2 separate regions of the Homo sapiens genome follow, and region 1 is linked to region 2. A link is a loop called in an ENCODE intact Hi-C map of the cell type or tissue named here. Cell type or tissue: gastrocnemius medialis. All regions are shown on one strand.

Evidence for each region. Peaks named below come from ENCODE experiments on the same cell type or tissue, not always from the same donor. Only the 100,000 strongest peaks of a DNase experiment are listed, where the experiment ranks them.
Region 1: it touches region 2 in a loop (3-fold over the local background); 34 of 110 quality-filtered maps call a loop at or near these places.

What each region holds. Positions count from the first base shown.
Region 1 is chr11:110,170,525-110,178,524 of GRCh38, forward strand. It overlaps ZC3H12C (zinc finger CCCH-type containing 12C), which reads left to right. Exons shown (of 6, transcript NM_033390.2): 6 at 1-1,317. It also overlaps a transcript of RDX not described here. Among named protein-coding and RNA genes, the nearest start is that of ZC3H12C, 81 kb to the left of the region's middle. RefSeq lists an enhancer at 2,958-3,873. In gastrocnemius medialis, a CTCF peak has its summit at 3,799 (motif pointing right); a DNase peak (open chromatin) is centred at 3,821.
Region 2 is chr11:109,941,450-109,949,449 of GRCh38, forward strand. It overlaps LOC105369484 (a long non-coding RNA gene), which reads left to right and starts at 5,080. Exons shown (of 3, transcript XR_948004.2): 1 at 5,080-5,258. RefSeq lists an enhancer at 4,819-4,908. In gastrocnemius medialis, CTCF peaks have their summits at 4,938 (motif pointing right) and 5,158; a DNase peak (open chromatin) is centred at 4,952; H3K4me3 peaks cover 786 bases; H3K27ac peaks cover 1,022 bases.

The sequences.
Region 1 (8,000 bases), 230 kb after region 2:
AGCTATAATGTGAGTGGCATGTTACAATGTAACTCTTTATGAGAAATAAAATGTATCTCTGCTTTGTCTGTCCAGATCTTTAGGATTTTTAGATGCCTTGGGACTGTCCTTGGTGAATGATATTCTTCATATGATCATATGTAATTTTGAATTCGTTGGAAGTACACGCTGCTGAGCATGTTTATTCACAGTGCTTTATACCGGGTGTTGCATCAGTAATCATTTTCATAAGAACATTTAAACAGCATGAACATCATCATCCACTTAAATAGTTAAACTTTCTTTTAAAATTGGAATGCAACTGTAGGTTTTAACAATGTTTATTGTTTTTTAAGTGGTTACTTTGTTTTTCCTTAATACTTTCTGTTAACTTAATTATTACTCCTGTTGCAGTGTTACTGTTATGTATTAGAAGTGGCTTTTCCCCCTAAGATCCTTAGTCTTTTAAAGACAATTTAAGGTATTGGCCATTTGGCAGTAGAAAATGTGCATGTTTTAACTTGGTTTTATAAAATCTGTAATGTTTCACTTCTTGAACCATGTACCAAATTTGCCAATTTTCTGTCCAAGTGTTTCAGATGAATAACAAAACGCTGTTCATTGAAGCTTTCGCCACCTTTCTTAAAGCAGCGTATGTTCCAAGGGAAAAAGGCATTGAAAAGCAATCGTTTGTTTTTATGAAGAATAGGTGTTCAGATTCCTTCAGTTTTTTTGAAATTAGAAATTTCTTACCTTATGTGAAATATTCACAAACGTGCACACTTCTGCAGAGACAAAGCATTTCACTGCACGTGTACCAGGTTATTGATTTTATCTTTTCCTTTCAGGGTTTTGTCCTCCCAAACCAGAGTCATATGCTGCTAGTAGAATTTTTTATTTGATCCTGCGAACTTTTCTTATAGGAAAAGTAAGGCAAAGGATGTGTAGTGCAACCATCTGATAAACTAGTGTGATTGTATTTATCCTCTGTTCTGTGTATTTCTGTAATGGAATCTTTACAATTCCCAAAACGGTATTTTAGACCTACTGGAAATCTGTATCGAAACAGCTATGTGATTCTGCCACTGAGAAAAAAAAAATTTTTAATTCGTTTTTCTTATGCTGGTTTGTTTTTCTTTAATGAAGAAATTGATCTCATATGGCATCATAGATGCTAAATAAATAAAAGCATCATACTTCTCTAGTTTGCCTGCATTCAGTGGCTAACATTATGAGCATTGTGTAAGATAAACACATGGTCAGTATCAATGTAAATGTTAGAGCCATGATTAATTCCTATGAAAATTGAAATTAAATGTCAAAGACAACTAGACATAACTTAAGGCATGATGAGAGTGTTTTTTTTTCCTGAACCCGTCATTATAGTGTTGGTTCCCAGTGCTTTTGAAGTATCATCAGGTGTCTGGCTAAGAGTATTGTTGGTAGGGACCTCGTCCAGGGAGTTTGTAAGATAATGCTAGATGGCACGGACATCCTCTTTTCTGATTATGAGGGCTGCCAGTTGATTTAAATTGTATTGAAAAGGCCGGGCGCAGTGGCTCACACCTGTAATCCCAACACTTTGGGAGGCCAAGGCGGGCAGATCACTTGAGGTCAAAAGTTCGAGACCAGCCTGGCCAACATGGTGAAACCCCATCTCTACTAAAAATACAAAAAAAAAAAAAAAAAATTAGCTGGGCTTCATGGCGCACGCCTGTAATCCCAGCTACTCGGGAGGCTGAGGCAGGAGAAGGTTGCAGTGAGCCAAGATTGCGCCACTGCACTCCAGCCTGGGTGACAGAGTGAGACTCCGTCTCAGAAAAAAAATGTATCAAAAAGACTCATTGGTGCAGTGGTGTTTACTAGGATGCACAAAACTTTGAGCCCTGATGTCCATGACACCCTGACAGGTAGTGGGGCACAGAGAATGAGGGTCCACACATCCCTCTTCAAGTTAACTTCTTTAGCTGGCCTGGAATGTACGGGGCCACATAGCCAACAGGAATAAGGATTTTGTTTGTAAAAATAAATTGAATAGATTTGAATGCACAGAAATTGAAATTTTTATCTCTTTAATAGTTGAGGCTGGAAAACTTAGATCATTGTGGGGAAATGCTCTGCTTCTGTGAAATTCCTGCACAGATTGGGAGAGATTGCAGACAGCTGTCAGGTACTCCAGGGCTGTGTTTGACTCTCAGTCCTGCACGTATTACTATGGTAACTATATATATGAGACACACAATATGTAAAATTTGGGCAAATTATTCTCTTTCAGAGTCTTTTTCATACACCGTTGTGAAATGATCAGAATGCCTATCTCACAGGCTTATTGTCACTAGCTACATGGTGGTGATGACCGTGGGCGTAAGGATGACTCAAGGACAGATGCAAACAAATACAATGCGGCATCCACCCTGTTCTTGCTGAAGTAAAACAGCAATCTTCGCTGTATCCCGACTATTCTAGACAGCAGTGTCTTCCTGACCCAATTGTCCTAATAATTTTCTATTAACGAAATACTCTGTTTCCGATGCAGTCACCGTATTGTCATGATCTTCATGATTTAGCATGTGGACGTTCTGTGTCATTGCATGAGAAGCCACTATTTCAGAGAGCGGGTTTCTCCTCTGACATTGCTTTTTGGACCTTTGCTTTTCTTCTTTTTCCCTAAAATTTCCATTTGCATTCTTAAGTATTCTTTTTTTCCCCCACTTGATTACTTTAAGCTGTGTAACTGCAAGCTTATGGATTTAGACCATTTATTTTGGCTCTGCCAGCAGATTTGATTATTGATGTTTGATTGTGGACAGAGGAGTCAGCATATTCAAAATAAGCATTAGGTGTGAGAGTTCCCCAGGTACTTCCACAGGCTGAGCCAAGAATCCAGGAGAATATTCTATTAGGCAACAGTGTTACCTGGGGTAAGGACTTTATTTCTTCTCCACCTATACCATTGGGTAAGAAGAATGGGTTAATACTCATTGATGAATGAAGTGGCATGTGAGAAGGGGAGTTTGGTAAAAAGCAACTATGACAGTGAATTTATTCAAAACAAAACAAAACGCCTGCAGTTGGGCCTCTCATTAGTTAAACATCCTTATTTGTTAGCCTTTGCACCTCCGCCTCTGTTGCTGTTTTAGAGTTAATGGTTTTCATTTTTGTGTTTTTAAAGGATTTTTAAATTTTTTTAACATTTTAAAGGTTTCCCTTTTTAAAGATTTTTAAAATAACCTTTTAAAAAATGTATTCCTCTCTAGGTGCAGTCATCGGCCTTGGGTTAAGAGTACACACCCAGCTCCACACATCATACATGTAGCAGATTGGCAAATTACTAAACAGAGTAATAATTGCCCCCATTTCCTAGGGTTGTTAAGACTAAATGAGTTGAAACAAGTAAAACCCTTTGAACATGCAAATCCATAGTGTGTGTTCAATAAGTGACAGCCATTATTATGTAAATAACTAGGGGTATTTAAATGCGTAGTAATTTTGAGGCTTTCTCAATGGAGCCTTCCCTATCTCTATAGTTATGCTGTGGAAGAGTTTGAATTCTAACAATCAATGTAATTTGATTTATTCACTGGTGAGGTCTATTTCAGGAGTGGTATTTTAACCTTCAAAGAGTTCTTAGAACCCACTTCCTTGCTGCTCCCATCACTCAGCTCTTCTAGGTTTAAGGGTTTTTCCTCTGTATCTGCATTGTAATAGGGAAAGTGGAATAACAAATGATAATTACAAAAAGATTTCAGAATCTCACAGTTAAGCAGTTTACGACGGCGTCACTAACATCCCCTGCACTCCACTTTTACTCCTGAAGGTGGCGCTCCGCAAACCTGTCTGCGTCTCTTCCCCACCGCACACACCCCTGACCGAAGTGAAAAGGAATGTCGGTCCCTTACCGTAAGAACCTACAGAGCCGACCTGGACAGAGCAATGGCTGCTGTGTGGTCTCAGGTGGACGATGTACATTTCTGGGGAGATGTCAGATGACACTGGGCAACTGTTTTTCCCTTAAGCATTCCCTTCTAGTTTACAACTGCCGCTTTCAAAGTTGGAGAGATAAGGCTAGCAGGAAGAATACTCACATCTGAGGGTCCAGTACTATATATTTACATAAATTAAAATCCTATGAAATAAGCATTATCCCTATTTTAGAAATGAGGAAACTGAGACTCCAAAAGCTAAAAGCACTTACTCAAAGACAACCTCGTGATTCAATTCCCACTGTGCATGCTTTCAGAATTCTTTTTCCCACTTCAGTGTGCTGCAAAGCAGTGCTAGGAATGGGCCCTTAGTCACCTTTGGTATGAGTTATTCTACACAAAGTTAGGTCTGAGGAATGAAACCAGTTATGCTATAAATGCACATCCTTGAACATGCTATAACTTTACCTGGGAACAGGGAGAGACTAGGAAAAATATGAACTAGTGCTGTATTTTTACTTCTTCCGTGGACCCACACACCTTCATCACTCTGCTTTCATGTACAAACACCTGCGACAATGATGTCACTTGGATTAGAGGAAAGGTTTCACTGAGATCTTCCTGTCTTGAGGCTTGTGGTGATGGGCTTGGGTTGGGACTCAGGCCAGCTGACCAGGGTTCACTGCTTAAGGCCCCAGAAAAACCCAGGGCCCGCTGCGTCTGATAAGCAACAGTGGTAGCTTCTGTGTCCAAAGGAGGTTATTTCAGAGTCTGGACTCTTGTCTCCACTCTAGCATTCTTTGTAGCCCTGGAGAGTAAAAGGCAGTACATTTATTTCTAATGTTTCCAATCATGCTCAGGGACGTTCTAGGGTGTTTTTAGAGAAGGCCTATTTAGCTTTCAGACTCTTGACAATGCCCACTGCAAACACAACACCTTTTATGCTGAAGCAGCTGCCACTGGCATTTTCCTGGGCTTTGTGTTTTGCACAAATTCACCATGAGATTAAAAATAGGAAAGTTTAATTAGGTAGCCAAACAGATTCCCTTCCTAGTTCCCCAGGAGAACTCAGTGAGGAAGAGAGCACTGAAAGAATGGCAAGTACAATGTTTAAATGCACTTCCTGCTCTTGTCCAGAGGTCTGGGTGGGTGGGTGTCAGTGCACAGAGGGTCCCCCTTCAGCCCCTGGGGTGGGGGTGGGGGCCTGCCAGAGGCGAGGCTTTCTGTCTCAGCCTTCAAAGCCCTCTCCCCACTGCTCTCCACTTTCCAAGGATGTAATTATCATTCATTTGAATAATTCTTTCAAATATGCATGTGAAAAGATTGAGGGAGATGGCAAATACAATTTGGTAACTACATGAAAAGCTATTCAGTAAACTCTGGAGGAGATTTATGGGTTTGCTCTGTATGTTGCCAAATTAAGACAAGGACAAAGCACATTGTGCCATAGTGAATGCAATACACATTAAAACCCTGCAAATTAGACAAGGAGGATTGGAGCAAGATGCCTGTTCTAGTCCAAGCTCAACTTCATTGCCTACATTGAAGGGAGGTGGGAAGCAGTGGGAGAGGCGGGAGTGGGGACTACAGGAGGCCCCTGGGCCAAGGCGGGTGTGGGTGAGGGCGCACCAGCACCAGCCTTTTTTTCTTTTTCTTTTTTTCTTTTTTTTTTTTTCTGAGGCAGAGTCTCGCTCTGTTGCCCAGGCTGGAGTGCAGTGGCGTGACCTCGGCTCACTGTACCCTCTGCCTCCCAGGTTCAAGAAAGTAGCTGGGACCACAGGTGCGCACCACCACACCCAGCCAATTTTTGTATTTTTAGTAGAGACGGGGTTTCACCATGTTGGCCAGGCTAGTCTCAAACTCCTGACCTCAAGTGATCTGCCTGCCTCAGCCTCCTAAGGTACTGGGATTACAGGCATGAGCCACCTTGTCCGGCCTAGCACCAGCTTTTACAAACCCCAGAGCCCATCCAGGCAGTACCCCTCCTGGCTCCTGCCTTCCACATCCCATCATCTCCTGGCTCTGAGTCATCCAAAAGGGTAAGCATTCTCAACTCTGCCTCCTGCTCCCCCCAGCCACGGGGTGCCTGGGGACATTGCCATCACCCTGTCAGCAGTGACTGTAGGCAGATGGGGAAAGAGGAAGATGGCAACTGACTTTAAAAGATCCTTCTCCATCTCTCTCACAACTTAATATACAGACTTGTGATACCGCTTTCCAGATTGGTAGCAGGAAATGCCAAGTGGTGAGAGGGGTGGCGCAGGGAATATTTTAATCAAGGATTACAAGGATTGAGCAACGCCAGGCTCTGGAGGCCTAGCAGGAAGTTAGAGGGGGATTGTCAGGCCACAGCTTGTGCTCCTTGAACTCCTAAGGAGCCGAAGGTGGTGGGTGCGTCCCCTAACTCAGGCCTATTCTGCTGGGCTGTAGTTCATCTGAACAGGTAGCAGTATCACCAGGCCCTTTCGGAGTCCTCTCTGCTGACCTGAAGGAACCAGCGCAACATCGCACAGTCGGCTGGCCTGCAGCCTGCCAAGGGCCAAGCGCACACCACCTCCCCTTCCACCGTGACTGAAGCTTTGCCCAAAAGACCCTCTGAGAGGCTCAGAGTTTCTGGAGCCAAATGCATCTTCCAGAGAAAAGAAACACATTTCCAGAGACATCGGTTCTGTCAAGCTGTAAAGCAAAATGCCTCAGGGCAAAGTAGTAAAAGCCAAGACAAGGAGAGATGCTCATGGAGAAGAATTTCCCACCTCCACCCGGGGACAGGAACGGTGAGACTCCAACCACTCCCTGGCTGAGGCCTGAGGCCGCGACAGTGCGAACTCCTGTGGGAAGTGGTGAGGTGGTGGGGTCCAGACCCAGCTGCTAATCTGGTGCCCCCATTGCTGCACTGCACAACTTTGAGCAGGTCCTTAATCTTGAAGCTCAGCTACTTCCTCTATTGTAAAAGGTGATCTTTTAACCCACCACACAGGGTTGTGGGATGTTCAGCTCCAGCGTCTAGGACATGAGAGGTGTCAAAGACAGAATTCACTTCCCAGCTGGAGGCCTGCACCTTGGCCCCCATTCTTCCCTCTCCCTCCCAGAGGACATATGCAGCCCCCCAAATCCTCCATTCAGCCTCTGAATAGATCTCACTTTCATCACCTTTGCCTCACCTTTGTCCCTCTCCATGGCTCTGGCTGGACCTTGGCCTGGCCTGGGAGCTCTTTTGTGTGTATGTGTGTGTGTTTTTGGTAGAGACGAGGTTTGCCATGTTGGCCAGGCTGGTCTCGAACTCCTGACCTCAGGTGGTCCGCCTGCCTCGGCGTCCCAAAGTGCTGGGATTACAGGCATGAGACACCGCATCCGGCCTGGGAGCTCTTGTTACAGCAAACACTTCCCTATCCAGTCTCCCTACTGCTCCACCCTGCCTCAAATCCTTCTAACCTGTAGCTAGAGTTAACCGTCTCATGATATACTTAGAAACCTTTGACATTCCCTGTGCCCTCCCCGACACTCCCCCTCATACCCGCCCAGCACACACCCTGCCTCTCTGATCAGGCCAGGATGTCTGACCATAACATGCAAAACTCCCCACACAGTGACATCCCAGGTCCACCATCTGCCCTCCCCACCCACCATGGCCTCTAGACCCCTGGCCCGTCTCACAGTATGCCTGGCAAGCACTCTGTTTCCTCCAGGCTGTGTACTGCAGGCTCCTCTGCCAGGGATAACCTCCATCTCTGCTTCACCAGCAAAGACAAAATCCACAGCTCCACGTAAATGTCACCCTCCACCTGCAGCTCTCCTGGTCTTTCTAACAAAAGCAAGGGGGCCCTCTCTTCTAGTGCAGAACTCAACTGCATCCTGATTCTGAATTTGGGTTCAGTACTTTCCCCCTTTGCCCAAATCAGGGGTGCAAAAACAGTGGCTGTGCTGGGTTCATTTTCCCCTTTGACTGATCGATCCAGTTGCTAAGTTACATGCCAAAGAAGAGTGTGGGGAGAGAACTAAGGGTCACCACTGCCTACATCATGTTTAGGACTATGCCGTGGCTATTACATCAGTTGGCTTCTGCCCTGGAGATCACCGTCTAAGTCAGGGCAGAGGGAC
Region 2 (8,000 bases):
ATACTACTCTAAGGAAATGCCAATAAAAACATCATTGCCTGAGCTCCCCGTGTGTTTGATCAAATGAGCTTACATTTGAAACCTCTCTGAAAAAGGGTTGTAAAGGGTTGTGAGCTCCAGCTAAACATGTACTCACAAAATTAAACCTAAATTTTTTCCCCGGTGAACACCATTCTCTAGAGATATCTTCAAGTTGGCACTCCTTTTTTCTCTAGCTTCCTGTATTTCTGCCCTGAGAGGATGAGAGAGTGGCATTCTCTTGGCTCTCTGCTAACACCTCTAAGCCAATCTTCAATCACCCTCCTTTGAAAGTCAAGTCATGTCTTTACAGCACCTTTTACTACTCTTTGGCATGCTTTTATCCAATAATAATAAGCATCAGATTTCTCTATTCTTAACTATTATTTCCTAAATCAAAACATAAATATAGATTTAACCAATTAATTGCACTTAAGAAATCTAGTCTCACTCTAAATCTCTTTTGCTTAGAATTAAGTTCCAGAAAGCCAATCCCTCATTGTTTCCTCAATTTTTGGAGAATTGAAAATGTCAACAAAGGAAGTCAAGTTATTTATATTTCAAAAAGAGAAATGTTTAGTACTATACATACATTCTCAATTGTCTAAATAAGATACAAGAAAAAAATCACATAATTGCTGTTTATATGGAAAAAATTGGAGGAAGAGACCCTGTTTATGCAAAGTTTCTCTCTCTAAAGTAGCAAATTAAGCTCCTAGTAGTAGGCAAGAATCAAGAGCAAATTGCAAAAGTGTGATGCTTTGCTTATGTAATGATTTTAAGTAAACAGAAAACAATTGAAAGCCATAATTATGGGTATCTTAGGTAAAGAACTTCTACTGTTTTCATAGTTAGGACTCACCATTCTTTTGTATGATTTGGTTCTTGCTTCCACGCATCCAGTTAATATTAGTGAAATTTATTAGAGAAAGCATTATATATGCTGTACTGAAGACAAACTATCACATTAACGTTGCGTTTATGTCTATGCGTGAGAATTGTATTTCTGTGCCTAAGAACTTTGGGGTAGGATTCATTATTCCTGCTCTGATATTGACACTCTCTCTTTCAACAGAAATGGACCTTTTACAATATTGAATGGATCTCAGAGAAGACAATGAGGGAGGCTATAGTTCTCTAGGACTGAGAGAACAGCTTAGCACATGGGATAGGATTGGATTGAACATCACAGGCATGAGTTCTCAGCCCAACCCTGCCTCAACTGGCTACAAGGCTTTGGACAAGTCCCTTGAGAAATGGAGTCTGGGCCTAGAAGGAGAAGATGGCTCCAAGAGTCCTTCCAGCCTCAAACTACCAGGCTATTCTTCCAATATTTAGGCTAGAAATACTTCAGTTTTCAGGATCTAGCCTTCAGCTGCAACTGATGGCTAAAATGAAGGAGCACTTTAATGATTTAAGAAGCTATTCAGTTGTCATAAAAAAGTAATTTTGTTTCTTCCAAAGCTCCAGATTAGTATGGAGATTTTTCTGCTGAGTCTTATTTTTAAAAGGCATTATGCACATCAAGACTGACATAGCCATAAGGAATTGTAGAAATTTTAATATCTGTTGATGTGGATGAGAAACTAAAATTTCCATATTTAAAACTGTCATTTGACTTTTAAATGGATCACATTAAATTACTGTCAGAAATGTTCAATATTTTCTCATCTATATACGATTGTTTCTTGGTAGATGAAAGCTGCAATCTGGTTTCTTTGGCTACATGGCCATTTTTTCAGTTTGTCCCCAAACTTGCTACCAAGCTTGTCCCCAAAGCAAGAGGATGAGATTAAGTGACTGTGGTGTGTGTGTGTGTGTGTGTGTGTGTGTGAGAGAGAGAGAGAGAGAGAGGAAGAGAGGAAGAGACTGAGAGGAAGAGAGAGAGAAATAGCAGCAGCAAGGTAAGATAATATCTCAAAAAGGTATATTTTATTTATTTTGTCTGTTTTTGTTTTTTTTGAAGAAAGGTATATTTTTAAAATAAGGTTATTTCCCCAAACTATATGAATTTTTTAAATGACACACATAAGGAGAATATTTAAAATAAGAAGCCCAATAATATTTTGTTCAAAGACCTTCCAGTTGCATTTTTGTATATTTATAATGTAGCAATTGGGATTCAGGGAGTCAGGATTGATTTTTTTTTTCACCCAACATTATGAGAAAAAGTGAGAAATACATAATCCTACCTTAGCCCTCTTAGGCCAAATACAAAAAAAGAAAAAAAAATAGAAATGAGTTAAAACCTAATTTCTGTTCGGAATGTAATGTTTTGTGAAAGAGATGCAGACTTGGGGGGAAAATATTATTTTTGAGAGAACTGTAGAGGTAATTTGCAAATCAAAGCAGATGTTACTTATACTTTGTCTCATTTTTTTGTTACCATCCCTTTCTCCAACAGATCCAAGCATAGTTATCAGCACATATTAGGTTTAAATATTTCTTGATTGAGTGCTTGCTAAAAGTAATAAATATCCAAACTTAATTAGCAATAAGTAGTTTATCTAAATATCCAGCTAGAAAGAAGATGGAAAAGTGTAATAATTCTTGCAAGAGAAGGAAGGAAGGAAGGAAGAAAGGAAGGAAGGAAGGAAAGGAAAGAAGGAAAGAAGGAAAGGGAGATGAGGGAGAGGGAGGAAGAAGGAAAAATATCTTCATCTAATTAGGAAAAAAATAAACCTGGGTAGCTTCTATGTTCTTAGATTAGAGAAAGAAAATGGAAGTAAAGAAATTAGCGTTATTTGAATCTCTATTGTGTGCCAGATACTCAGCTAAGTTTTTGGATTTTTTTAAATTTGATCTATAGCTATTTCTATCTTCTCTCTGATGTAAGGATACCTTAGAGAACTAGAAATCAGAGAGAAGAAAAGGGAAATGATTAAGTTGATATCAGAACCTACAGAAGTCTTACCACTTACCAAACCAGAATCCTCAAAGTTGTGGATAATTTTCTAGAGATTTTTGACACCAAAGTAAACTTTAAATGTGTGATAAAACATTATTTAGTTAATTAATCATATACTTAAGCTTTGAAGTTAATGGTAAGTACAGCCTATACATTTTTCTTAACTGTTTAATTCTTTAAAAGATTGTCTTTGCTAGTAACTTTTAAGGCCTAATTATTTTAATCGAGTTTTGAAAAATATTAAAAGTTAAAAAGAATTGCAGAGGAATATCAAAGGAAAACAGTAGGTTATAGAAGACTATGTATTCATTAAAAGCTTGATAATTCTTGCCTCTGCCTGGTAGGATATTAGGTAATTAAAATTTATTTGATTTGCATATCTGTGTTTTACAATAACTATATAATGCTTTGGTAAATAAAAATCATAATTTAAAAAAACAAGTGGCATGGAGAGAAAACAGAGAGAAAAAAATGGTGCCCAGCTTTATTCCTTCCATGGTATAGGGTTTTAATAAAAAGACTGAATAAAACTGCAAAAAATTCCTGAGACAAAACACACAGGGCAGCGCAGGAGAACAGGAAAGAAGAAAATACAGAAAAATAGACCCAAATGTTTCAATAAACTGTCCCGCCACACTAAAAAATGGGCAGCAGCAGAGGTTGCCACATGCATCTACAGGCAAAGAGGAGGAACAACGATTGGGATTATTCTAACCAGATTTTTCATGAAACCTTCTGTTGTAGCTGGCCTAAGTGGAACAAATGTGTCTGTGCCTTTGTTTCAGAGTATTTGTACTCCCTAATTTTTATAGCTCTTTCCACATCTTTACGTGCAATAACTCCACTGATGATGTCATACTGGTCTTCCTCAGTTTCTACAAATATAGCCAGCTCTTTCTCACAACATGGCATTTGCACATGCCATTCCATCTGGAACAATCCATTCTCCCATCCTCTTCAATGTTTCTCCACAGCAAGTTCCCAGTCAAACCCAGGTCTCAACTAACATGTCACCTCCTCTGAGATTTTGCTGATCACCCTACTCCCCGACCTGAAGTAATTGAAGTAATGCAGTCACACCACTATACACACTCCACCACCCTCAACTTTGCTTCCCTAACTTAACTCCTGCATCATTGCCTTCAAAACCCTTAGCACAATTTGCAATGACTTTGTTTGTTTGTTTCTGTCTTCCTCATTGGAATGCAAAGCCCATGAAGTCAAGAACACATTTGTCATCACAGTTGTGCTTCCAGTAGACATATGGTTGGCACTCAACAAATATTTGGGAAATAAATGAATGGTCTCATAGTAACCTAGCGCAGTACACAGAGCACGAATTATTATCCCCATTTCATAGGTAAGAAAATCTCAGAGGTGCTTCAAGGACTTGCCCCAAAACACACAATCAGGAACATAACCTCGGTCTTTTTACTCAAGTTCAAGATTTGAGTCAGCCTTCTAGCTAGGTGACACTGGGCACTTTACATAACCTCCATGTTTCTGTTTCTCCATCTGAAAAACAAGAAATAAAATAGAAACCTACTTCATGGTTGTTACGAGGATTAAACAAGGCTTAGAATGTATTTCCATTGGGAAATACTTAATTTCACAGAAAAATGTTAACAGTCTGATACTAGATCACAGATCTTGATGGAGGCAATAGGTTTGTATTCATAATATATATAGGATGGGCTGCACTCAGGAGAATCGAGAAGTTTTGTGGCACAGGGAAGTTTTTTTAATAATGAAAGTGAGGCTGAGATGTCAAAGGCAAATGAGTACCTCACAATTTTGCATCTGGGTGGCTGTCTACCAATCATAACCTAGGTCCCGTCTTGGAGCCCATGGAAGTTGGCTTGTTTTACAAATCTTGAAAATTCACCTATGAACATCAGAGGTTGCTAGTTATGGCCTGAACTAAGAAAAGGGTCTATTTTCTTGAGCCTTAATTTGTGGAATTACAAGACATGCTTTTGCTTCATTCGGTAGCGCAGGCTCCGACCACTAGAGGGAACTGCTCCATCAGTTGTATGAGACTCCAGGCTTCCGCATTCCTCTGGCTGTGACTGTGGAGTATTGTTTCGTAGCAATTTCCTCAGAAACGTAATTGGTCATTGACCCAATCATCTCTCCTTCATGACTTGCAAAATATACTCTCCTGGCCTCAGAGTTGTAAGGATGGAAACAAACACTTCTGTTTCTGAACCAGAGTGGGTTCTCAGAGTCTTGGCTTTCTTTCTGCAGCCTGTCTGCCTCCTAAGCAGCTGAGATTGTTTCCCCACTACAGATGAGTGATAAGCTGACTGCACCCTCACGGATAATTCTATCAGTAAGTAGGTCAGAAGGATAACCCCCTTCCCCTCTCTCCCCAAAATATTCATTTCCAAAATACTCACTGAGTGCTGGATTACATAAAATAGGAGCCTGGGGAGGGTATCATCCCAGTCACTTACCATTGGGTCAAGCGGCTGCTTGGACCCTGTGCCAACTAAGACCCTAATCTCAAGTACGTGCAGAGTAGGAAGTAATTTATGAAACTGGCATCCCCAAAGAGTAAGGAAGAGCAAAAGTGAATAAAATTTATTTAGAACAATTAAAATGTTCCGACTGGCTTGTGTGAGCAGTTTGTACTCTCAGGAATTCTCTGCTTTCTTCAGTTCTTCAAAGCTCTGTCCACAAACTTAGAAGAATAAACCAATATTATGGGGGAGAGAGGAGGAGACTTTAAAACACCTACAGATCATGGAAGAGAAAGAGTATCTACCTCTCCTGGAAGTTGCTTTTATTATTATTATTATTATACTTTAAGTTTTAGGGTACATGTGCACAATGTGCAGGTTAGTTACATATGCATACATGTGCCATGCTGGTGTGCTGCACCCATTAACTCGTCATTTAGCATTAGGTATATCTCCTAATGCTATCCCTCCCTCCTCCTCCCACCCCACAACAGGCCCCAGAGTGTGATGTTCCCCTTCCTGTGTCCATGTGTTCTCATTGTTCAATTCCCATCTATGAGTGAGAACATGCGGTGTTTGGTTTTTTGTCCTTGTGATAGTTTACTGAGAATGATGATTTCCAATTTCATCCATGTCCCTACAAAGGACATGAACTCATCATTTTTTATGGCATAGTATTCCATGGTGTATATGTGCCACATTTTCTTAATCCAGTCTATCATTGTTGGACATTTGGGTTGGTTCCAAGTCTTTGCTATTGTGAATAGTGCTGCAATAAACATATGTGTGCGTGTGTCTTTATAGCCGCATGATTTATAGTCCTTTGGGTATATACCCAGTAATGGGATGGCTGGGTCAAATGGTATTTCTAGTTCTAGATCCCTGAGGAATCGCCACACTGACTTCCACAATGGTTGAACTAGTTTACAGTCCCACCAACAGTGTAAAAGTGTTTCTGTTTCTCCAGATCCTCTCCAGCACCTGTTGTTTCCTGACTTTTTAATGATTGCCATTCTAACTGGTGTGAGATGGTATCTCATTGTGGTTTTGATTTGCATTTCTCTGATGGCCAGTGATGGTGAGCATTTTTTCATGTGTTTTTTGGCTGCATAAATGTCTTCTTTTGAGAAGTGTCTGTTCATGTCCTTCGCCCACTTTTTGATGGCATTGTTTGTTCTTTTCTTGTAAATTTGTTTGAGTTCATTGTAGATTCTGGATATTAGCCCTTTGTCAGATGAGTAGATTGCAAAAATTTTCTCCCACTTTGTAGGTTGCCTGTTCACTCTGATGGTAGTTTCTTTTGCTGTGCAGAAGCTCTTTAGTTAATTAGATCCCATTTGTCAATTTTGTCTTTTGTTGCCATCGCTTTTGGTGTTTTAGACATGAAGTCCTTGCCCATGCCTATGTCCTGAATGGTAATGCCTAGGTTTTCTTCTAGGGTTTTTATGGTTTTAGGTCTAACGTTTAAGTCTTTAATCCATCTTGAATTAATTTTTGTATGAGGTGTAAGGAAGGGATCCAGTTTCAGCTTTCTACATATGGCTAGCCAGTTTTCCCAGCACCATTTATTAAATAGGGAATCCTTTCCCCATTGCTTATTTTTCTCAGGTTTGTCAAAGATCAGATAGTTGTAGATATGCGGCGTTATTTCTGAGGGCTCTGTTCTGTTCCATTGATCTATATCTCTGTTTTGGTACCAGTACCATGCTGTTTTGGTTACTGTAGCCTTGAATCTTCAATACATATCAGAAGTTCATAATTCCTTATTTCAAACTCATGTCTTATTCATTCATTCAGCAAAATTAAATACCTTCTACTTACCAAAACTGTTCTAAGTACTAAGAATTATGTATGGACAACAGGCTGTTGAATACAGAATAATTATTGCTTTTTCACAACTTTTTACCTTTTTTAATTAACTGTTTTATTTGAGATCATTGTGGATTCACATTCAGTTGTAAGAAATAATACAGGGATCCCATGTACCCTTTCCCCAGATTCCTCCAGTAGTAGCATCTTGCAAAACTATGGTACAATGGAACAACCAGTATATTGACATTATCCAGTCAAAACAGAGATATCTCCATCAACACAGGGATCTCTTACGGTGCTTTTTTATAGAAACACACATTTCCCTTCCCCTCATCCCATATCTGGGTCTTAACCCCTGGTAACCACTAATCTATTCTCCATTTCTGTAATTTATTGTTTTGAGATTATTCTATAAGTGGAATCTTGCATTATTGGTTTTTTTCACTCAGCGTAATTCTCTAGAGATTCACCCAAGTTTTTGTATGTATCAATAGTCCATTCCCTTTTATTGCTGAGTAATAGTCTAGGGTATGGATGTACCATAGGTTGTTTAACTAATTATCACTGAAGGACACCTAGATTGTTTCTAGTTTTGTGCATTACAAACCAAGAGCTATAAACATTCATGTACAATATTTCGTGTGAATGTAAGTTTTTATTTTTCTGCAATAAATGTCCAAGAGTGTAATTGCTGGGTCATGTAAGTGTTGCATATTTAATATTTTCAGAAATTGCCAAACTGTTTTTTAGAGAGGCTGTACCACTTTTATTCCCACCAGCAATGTATGAATGATCCAGTT